Linked DNA regions of Homo sapiens: region 1 is linked to region 2. Evidence: read pairs that join two places in POLR2A ChIA-PET (ENCODE). Cell type or tissue: MCF 10A. All regions are shown on one strand. Links, peaks and the distances in the headings refer to the core of each region. The heading gives the core; the rest is flanking DNA.

Region 1 (4,535 bases), core at 328-4,327, 440 kb after region 2:
CAGAAGCCCCAGAGATCAAGGAAGTATGTCCACCAGGAAACGGAGATTGTTTCATTTGACACAAGCTCCGTTTTGCAGGACTGAGTACGGGAGGGCAGAGTGTGGGGAGGGAAGTCTCTGCAAACCAGTGACTGTTTTGGCAAATAGGAGGAGTGAAGAAACAAAAGGTGGAAACTCTGAGAGATAATTGTACACGGGTCAGACAAATCCCTGTAAAATCAGCTTTTTGTACCTTCTTGGTAGCATCCGCGAACCACCATCAGCCTCTAGTGTGCGCATGCGATGGAGGAGGGGACACTACAAGAACAGGGCCAGGGCTCTTTTCAGATCACCGTCATCTCAGGGATGTTCTGTGCTGGTATTTCAAAATCACCATGCGTCATATCAGACTGATCTCTAGTTAGATAAGTAACAGAACCAAGTGGGCTGATTTGGAACAACAACAAAAAACTAATGTATTTCACCGATCAAGATAACACCAATGCTGTGTTGTTTTCCTATTGTATCATTACCACGATTATTATTGTTATTTAAAAGTCTGCTACCTGCTCTTGCTTTTACCATCCAGTCGCCTCCTAGAAGCGGAGAAATAATTACGTGTAAATCCCATCATATCACTGCTCTCACAGCTCCCAGGAGTTTCCATTGCGATAGCGAACCTGAGCCCCTAGCCAGGGCTCCGTAGGCTCCCGGCTCAGCCCTGACATAACCTCTCCCTTCCCTCCAGCTCTAGCCACCCTGCTGCTGGTGTCCCATTCCTGGACTTTTTCTGAAACGTTCCCTGCTTATTTTCTGCTCAGGGCAGTCCCCCTTGCTGTACCGATGGTGCTCTCTGCCTCTAGATATTCCTGGAGTTGATTCCCTCTTACAATTTAGATTTCAATTCAAAAGTTACCTCTCGCCAGGTGCAGTGGCTCACGTCTGTAATCCCAGCACTTTGGGAGGCCAAGGCGGGCAGATCACCTGAGGTCAGGAGTTCAAGACCAGCCTGGCCGACGTGGTGAAACCCCATCTCTACCAAAAATACAAAAATTACCCGGGCGTGGTGGCGGGCGCCTGTAGTCCCAGCTGCTTGGGACGCTGAGGCAAGGAGAATCGCTTGAACCCGGGAGGTGGAGGTTGCAGTGAGCCGCGATCGCACCACTGCACTACAGCCTGGGCAATAGAGTGGGACTCCGTCTCAAAAACAAAACAAAAACAAATGTTACCTCTTTCTTCATTGAGGCCTTTGACCGTCATAAAATCCGAAGTAGCTCTGCCCTTTGCACCCGCTGCTTCCCTCTCTCTGCCTCCGCGTTCCCTAACCTCCAGCTGTCACACACAGCCTAGTGGTTAACTGAGTCGATTCCGGTCTAATGCCTGGCTTTGACTGTCGCCTCCACCAAGAAAGTAGTACTCAGTCTCGTCCTCTCATCCAGCCTAAATTGCCTCATCAGCAAAATGGGAAAGTTGATAGCACCTCTTCTCAACGCGCGGCTGTGCAGTTTAAACAAGATAATGTATGTGAAATTCTTGAATAGTTCTTGGCTCATGGAAAGCATTCAATAAATTTTGGACATTGTTATTACTTTATTCACATTATTCTACATTGTCACACCACAGACCAGTACAAAGTAAGCCCTCTGAGAGCAATGATAGCCAACTGCGTTCATCGCCGGGTCTCCAGGCCTTAGGAAAAGCCGGGCACAAGGTGAAACAAATGAATACATCCAGTATCCACACACACCTGTCTCACTTTTCCTCCATTTTCTCCCCTTAAACGCAGAATTTCTGCTTTTCTCCAGCAACTGAAGATACTTAAGTTCAGCACCTCATGCAATTAGCCCACATAAGACCCCTTTACTGTTTTAGGATTCTTGAAATTCTTTGTAAAGCTGCCATCTTCTAGTTTTACCAGGTGAGACTGAAAGCGTACCTGGTGCAATGGCGCCCTCTGCAGGTAGACAGAAGAATTAACGTGGTCCCAGCTCCAGGAACTGCGTTCTTGAGGGACATCACCTGTGCGGGTGCAACTGCAGTGCTGTCTTTTCTGCCCTGTCCAAGACATTTTTTGCTTAGTATTTCTCTATAATGTAACCTCATTGAGGATAGAAGCTTTGTCTATACTCCCAATCCCATCACCAATATAGTAGGCACCCAGTGCATGTTTGTTGAATAAATATGTGAATAGAAAAAGAGTAGTTTTCAATCTTTTGTATCCCCAAGTGGCCCAGCAACATGGGGAAGCTACTGATAGAAAATAGTGATCAGCTGATTAATTGTATGCAACGTTTGGGTAGCAAGATAAGTGATAACACAAATAAAAGGAATGAGGGAACAGAAAGAATTAATAATTAAATAGAAAATTAAAAATATAGTTTAATGACACTGAGGTATCCATTAAACACTTAATAAAACTAGTTACATGTTTTAAATTGAAATATATTTTGAGATAATTTAAAAAAATATTTAAAAATCATTGGCAGTATATTCAAGATGCAACAGACACATGTAATTAATCGATATTGTTTACAAATCTTGGCAGTGCAAATTCATTGCAGTTCTACAAGGAAGAGACACTTGTCAAATGAGACACTAAGATAACTCTAGGTCCAACCCTGTGGTATCTCACTTAAAAAAGAACTCTATATAAAACTATATACTCTCACGCCTGTAATCCCAGGACTTTGGGAGGCCGAGGCGGGCAGATCACGAAGTCAGGAGATTGAGACCATCCTGGCTAACACGGTGAAACCCCATCTCTACTAAAAATACAAAAAATGAGCCGGGCGTGGTGGCAGGGGCCTGCAGTCCCAGCTACTCGGGAGGCTGAGGCAGGAGAATGGCGTGAACCCAGGAGGCAGAGCTTGCAGTGAGCCAAGATCGCGCCACTGCACTCCGGCCTGGGCAAAAGAGCAAGACTCCATCTCAAAAAAAAAAAAAAAAAAAACCTATATACTCAAAATGATCTTCAAAAGGATATTTCATTTATAAAAGAACTTGCTATAATTTTCTTTTGAGTAGAAACTTATGCAGTGACCTGAAAGTACAATATATCTAGTAATTCCATACATTACTTTCCGTCTGTAGTTAACACAGAACTCTCCAACACATCATCTCCAAGAATTCTTACCTCAGTCCTATGGAATAGACACACCAAGTATCTTTATTCTCATTACACAGGTGAGCAAATCAGGATGGTCTAGAGACTCATCCAATATCATAGTTAACAGGAAGGCCAGAACCCAAGGTCTTCAAACTCATGGGCCATTGTTCCTTCTATTATACCACATGGCATGTTCTAGAATATCTGTGAATGTGTCTTTCCATATTAGTGATCAGAGGATCAGACAATTAAGCAAATGATCACTATTTTCTTCCCCATGTTGCTGGGCCTTTTGGGGAGAAAAAGATTGAAAATTGCCCTTTTTCTATTCTAGGCATAGTCTGACTCTAATGTCCTGAGTAATTTAGCAGCAGTTTGGGACTCTCAGTCTCGTATTGGTTAGATCATCCTTTATTTTTAACACTCTGCTTATGTCTCTCTCTTTTTATTTGAGAAAGAAGAAAAAGAAAGAGAAAGGGAGAGAGCGGTGAGGAGTGGGAATGGGAAGGAATCAAGTGGAAACAGGTTCAGATATTCAATGAAATATGTGTTTGAAGATCATTTGGGGTTTACATTTTTATAGACAGTTATTTTATTAAGCAAGATGCCACAGGGTTGGATACAGTTATTTTAGTGTCTCATTTACCAAAATATTCAACGAATAATTCAACCATGATTCTTTTAGTCCAGATTCAATGAGCACAGATTTGAATGACAGAACTTTCCTTTGAAAGTCACACGGCTCCTCTGGGCTTATCCATTGGGTGTCATGTTCCACTGGATGGATTATTGTGGTACTTTAAAAAGGTGCAAACTCTCAGAACCTGTCACTTTGGTTGATATGTTTAAATAAGAGACAGAGAAATTAAGAACCCTTGACCTAGTATTATGGGAGATTTACATGAAAGTATTACATGAACATTTACATGGAAATATTTTAACCATTTTGCTTGGAACAGTGGCTCAGAATTATAATTATCATAACAGTTAAAGTATGGTATTTCTTACTTTATTACATTTTTTAAAATAGATATTGCATTGGTTTAAAAATAATACGATAAGCAAAAGAGCAAATAATGTTACCTATGAAAGAATGAAGTTAGGAGGTATAGAATATGAGAGTTTTGTATGTGTTATTGTTACAGAAAACGTCCTGTTTTAAAACTTTTATCTTAGGTTTGGGAGTATGTGCGCAGGTTTGTTATACAGATAAACTCGTGTCACAGGGGTTTGGTGTACAGATTATTTCATTACCCAGGTATTAAGCCTGGTACCCAATACTTAATGTTTTTCTGCTCCTCTTCCTCCTCCCACCCTCCACTCTCAAGTAGATCCCAGTGTCTGTTGCTCCCCTCTTCGTGTCCATGAGTTCTCATCATTTAGCTCCCACTTATAAGTGAGAACATGTGGCATTTGGTTTTCTGTTCCTGCATGAGTTTACTAAGGATAA
Region 2 (4,244 bases), core at 1-4,000:
AATGTGAGTGCTTTGGAAAGTATTATGACTTTCCTGGGGAAGCTGAAAGCCACTGGGAAAGTGACCTTTGCTGGGTGAAGCAACAAAGAGCTTACTTTGTTTTATCAGTAGATCCGATCACTCTGTATTTTAGTTTATTTAACAGGGTAGCCTCTTGAGTAGAGAGCAGAGGAGCATAGTGAAAAAAAAGAAAAAATGTAACGGTTGTTCCAAGTCATCCTGTTTGCCTGGAGAAGTGAGAAAAATTACATTTTCCTGTAAGAGACTTACAGATATTTTATTCTATTTCCTCCTCCTCTTCCTCCTCCCTTCCCCTCTGTATGTGTCTCAATATTTGATGATAACTGAAAAAAAGGAGAATAGTTTGTGATCAGAATGTTGTCCTAAAACATGAGAGATGCATGCACAACAAGTATCAGATCTAAAATCCCTGCATGATGTCATGGAGTCTGCCAAATGGTCTCTGTATAAAAGTTGCCAATAACCCAAATGGAGTGAGAACCTCTTGCCAACAGACACGTTTCTCCTTTCCTAGTGAAAGTCAGTAGAGATTTATTTGAAAGCAGGTTTAAGTGTGTGCACCTGTGACTGGCAGTGTGTTAGGCATACATGAAAGATGCCTCTCATATCATCAATATGAGTACCCTTTTTACCGTCCTATGGTCATTTTTCATTTTTATGTTTATAGCTTAGCGTGAGTAACTGTGGAGAGCCAAACTGCAGATTCAATAGCAAAATAGTACCTGGCCTATGAGTTCTGTGTAACTAATAGGCACAAGGATCCTCTGCTAGTTTGGATCACTGTGATCGCTCAATAAGAATTCATTGAAAAGGGTTTCAGTGCCTCCCCCTTATATCTAATTTCATCTTTTTGTGCTCAAGAGCACCAACTTATTAGGAAAGTTTTTCACCTTGAACTAGAGAAAATCTTTGTTGTTTAAATAATTGGGTTTCCCCCGTAGCAACAGGATTCTATTTTATCTCCTTAGAGTCAGGTCGTGGATGGGAACATGGAGGAATTAAAATACATCCTATGGAATAGTTTCAAATGTGTTTACCAACAATTTTCCCATATCAGGGTTACCTTGTTTATGAACTTCACAATTATTTTTTATCACTGTTTATTTAAAATATAGCTACTGCTTTTTTGGAAAGATGTGTCCATAGCTTTATAGTAGAATGTGATGTCTTTTAATAGAAATACAGAATACTCTATGACCAAGGAAAAGAAAATCATTAGGTCAGAGTATAAAGATAAGAGGCATTTTATTAAGAAAGAGCTTTTGAACTGAACCTTAAGACTTAGGCCAAAAACTTGTGTCTTTATCCAGACCTGTAAGTCAGAAAAAGATCCTGGGCAAGGAAAAAAGCCAGAGAAAATGAATAGATATGAGGAAGGACCATGAAAAGCTGGTAGGGATGAGTAGGGGATGAATTGAGGAACTGAGATCAGACTGTAAAAAGTTGCCATGGTCATTCTAAGGAAATCTGGTCTTTATTCAGCAGACAGTGGTGTGTTCCAGAAGAGTATTTAATTAGAGGTGACTGTGAATTAGAAGTTTTTCTTCTGATGCAATGCAAAAAGGGTACACGTATTAGAAGACAGAAAGTTCAATGATGAGGCCCTCATAAAGTCTCCATGAAGGGAATGAGTGCATGAGTTATACTTTTTGCAGAGAAAATGGATTATACATGAGATTTAGAATCAATTGTGGTGGTAGGAAGAAAAATAAAGAATCTAGGTTTTAAGTAAAAAGTTGCTTTTTTTTTTGTTTTTTTTGCTTTTATATATTTTTCTTTCATCCCAAACTGTCTCCAAGGCAAAACATCTAAGGTTTAAAATCTTAACTATAATAGTCTACCTATTTCTTAAGTGAACAAGCTGGTAATAAGTAAATAGAGTTAGTTTAAATTTAAAGCTAATTTATTTCTCTATTGAGCTACTATGCCCGTGTGGAAAAGGAAATTATCATCATTGTTGTCACCATCATGCTCCTGATCATCGTCTAACATTGGAGCCGTCTGTGCTAACCACTACACATTCATCATCTCACGCATTTCTCATAACAACCCTTTGAGGCATTGCTATTATATCCATTTTAAACATGATAAATTGGAGACTAAGAGAGACTAAATAACTTGCTTAGGGCCACAGAGGTAATAAATGACAGAGCTGGGCTTCAGTCTCAGGCAGACTGGGCTTTTAAAAATTACCATTTGCCTAGGCCTTTTTGTCACAGGGCCTATCAGTAGGTTAAATTATATTATTATGACTTCTGTGTCTGTCCAAATAATTTAGGTACATTGTGACTCTGTGGAATTGGAGTTGGGTTGCATTTCAGGATAGATGTGAGTCTGCAGGTTGACTGGAATCAGAACCTCAGGGTATCAGGACCTCGGACAGCTCTCGCGTCTGTTCTCCGTTGGCAGCTCTGCTTCTCTCCAGGCATCTTCATCTGCCTGTTTTCTACTGATTAGCTTTCCCCCTCTACTTTGTCTCTTGGACTCGTTCATATCATTGACTTACAGTAGTTCATTCTTCTGATTTCCTAGTCCAGAGTTTTGAGATTCAAATCTGATTGCCCAGTTTATCCTTTAATACTTGGGCAGAGGTTTGCCACTGGCTTGTGTGTGCATGGGCTGATTCTGACTGAAGATTTACTTCTTATTCCTACAACGGGGTCAGGGAGGAAGGAGAAGACTGCAGTTGTAAGCCTCCTCCTCTTAGGCCTCCACAGGCGCTGACAGGCGCCTCTCTAGCTTAAAGGAAGTAGACTGTATCTTGCAAACATACATCACAATTTAAATGAAAAAAATTGTCACAACATTCATTGGTATTTAAAACATTGCATATTATTTAGAACTTGATATATTCATTGGCACTTATAGCCACAAAAACATATTATCAAGAAATTTTCTATTATCACAAAATCAGATGCCTTCATGTTTTCTCTCTTATTTTTAAGGGAAAATATCAAAGCAGTTTGGGGAGTTTGCAGTGTATGATAATAAATATGATATTTAAACGATGAAACTAAATGGTGAAAATCTCTTGTTTTTTATTTTCTGCCTTAATAAGATTTATATTTGTGTTTTTTACTGTTAGTAGAATTTAGAAATTATTTTATTTCCTGGCCCTACCAATTTGATTTGTGTCCTTCAGAGTATTCTTAGATTACAGTATAAAAATTCAAAGTCTGAGCAATATTCATGATCCTATTTTTATTTGTCCTTTATGTGAGAATTCATGAATTACAGTACCTGTATTTTACATTTTGTTAAAAAAAATCTTGTGGAAAAGGTAAGGCTATTGGTGATATGACTGTATAGCACTTAAGCACTCCATGATCTAAAAGTATTTCCAAACTAACATCTTCAGTAGTAACCATGTTGGTACTTATCATTCTATGCCATAGGACCCTCAAATTTTCTGACATTGGAACTTAAAGAATCTCTGAGGGGTGGCTTAGCATCAAGGCCCAGGTTACACATGAGAGACAACACATGCAGTAGATAATTGAATTCAGGGTGGCAGATATGCTAAACCCCTGCTTTTCTTGAATTTATGTAAGTAGGATATTCAAACATCAGATTTTTAATACTCTTTCTTTATATGAGAATCAAATAAGTGGCAGATAAGCTGCTATTAGAGATTAACTGGCTAAAACAACTTTTAGTATCAGTTAAAGAGTGAATATATAGTCAACCAATATCTTGCAACCTCTGAATCTATCAAATAATGGTAGTCGATATGTGTGATTATGTGGAGAAATGAAATAATCCTGAGATGCCTTCTGAATCATTTTGTAAAAAGATTCAGCCACTCACTTATAGGTGTGGTGTTGTACACCTAGTATGTGCTAACAACAGTTACTTATAAAGGTGAGCAAGGTGAGGTTTACTTACAAAGGTGAGCAAGATGTGGTAGAGGTGGCAAGAGACATGTATGCCAGCAGAGTGAGAACGTAGAGGACAGAGACATTGCTCTCAGGTGGGATAATCTAGACAGGCTTCAGAGAGGAGGGCTTCTGATGAGTTAGGTTTGAATAGGTGAAATGGGAGGAAGGTTAGTCAAGTGGGAAAAACCGTGAGAGGGCAGACATGGAGGTGGAAGAGTTCTCTGAATGCTCAGAGAACAACACAGAGTCTCTTGGGGATGGAGCGTAGATTTTGCAAGGGACATGTGGTTAATCAACAATGAAGGCAGATTGGAGCCAGTTTGTGAGGAGCTTGAATTCTAGAAC

The links. ChIA-PET counts read pairs that join two places held together with the same protein. Peaks named below come from ENCODE experiments on the same cell type or tissue, not always from the same donor. Only the 100,000 strongest peaks of a DNase experiment are listed, where the experiment ranks them.
Region 1: POLR2A ChIA-PET joins it to region 2 with 7 read pairs; 1 of 35 experiments calls an interaction of 5 or more read pairs at or near these places.

Annotation. Positions count from the first base shown.
Region 1 is chr1:240,885,621-240,890,155 of GRCh38, reverse strand. The region is part of intron 6 of RGS7 (regulator of G protein signaling 7); the gene reads left to right. Among named protein-coding and RNA genes, the nearest start is that of MIR3123, 240 kb to the left of the region's middle. RefSeq lists an enhancer at 1,519-2,046. In MCF 10A, for the core only: a CTCF peak has its summit at 1,922 (motif pointing left); a DNase peak (open chromatin) is centred at 1,925.
Region 2 is chr1:241,321,870-241,326,113 of GRCh38, reverse strand. All of the region lies in intron 2 of RGS7 (regulator of G protein signaling 7), which reads left to right. Among named protein-coding and RNA genes, the nearest start is that of RGS7, 33 kb to the left of the region's middle. RefSeq lists a silencer at 2,308-2,508. In MCF 10A, for the core only: no CTCF peak of the experiment used is centred there; a DNase peak (open chromatin) is centred at 2,403.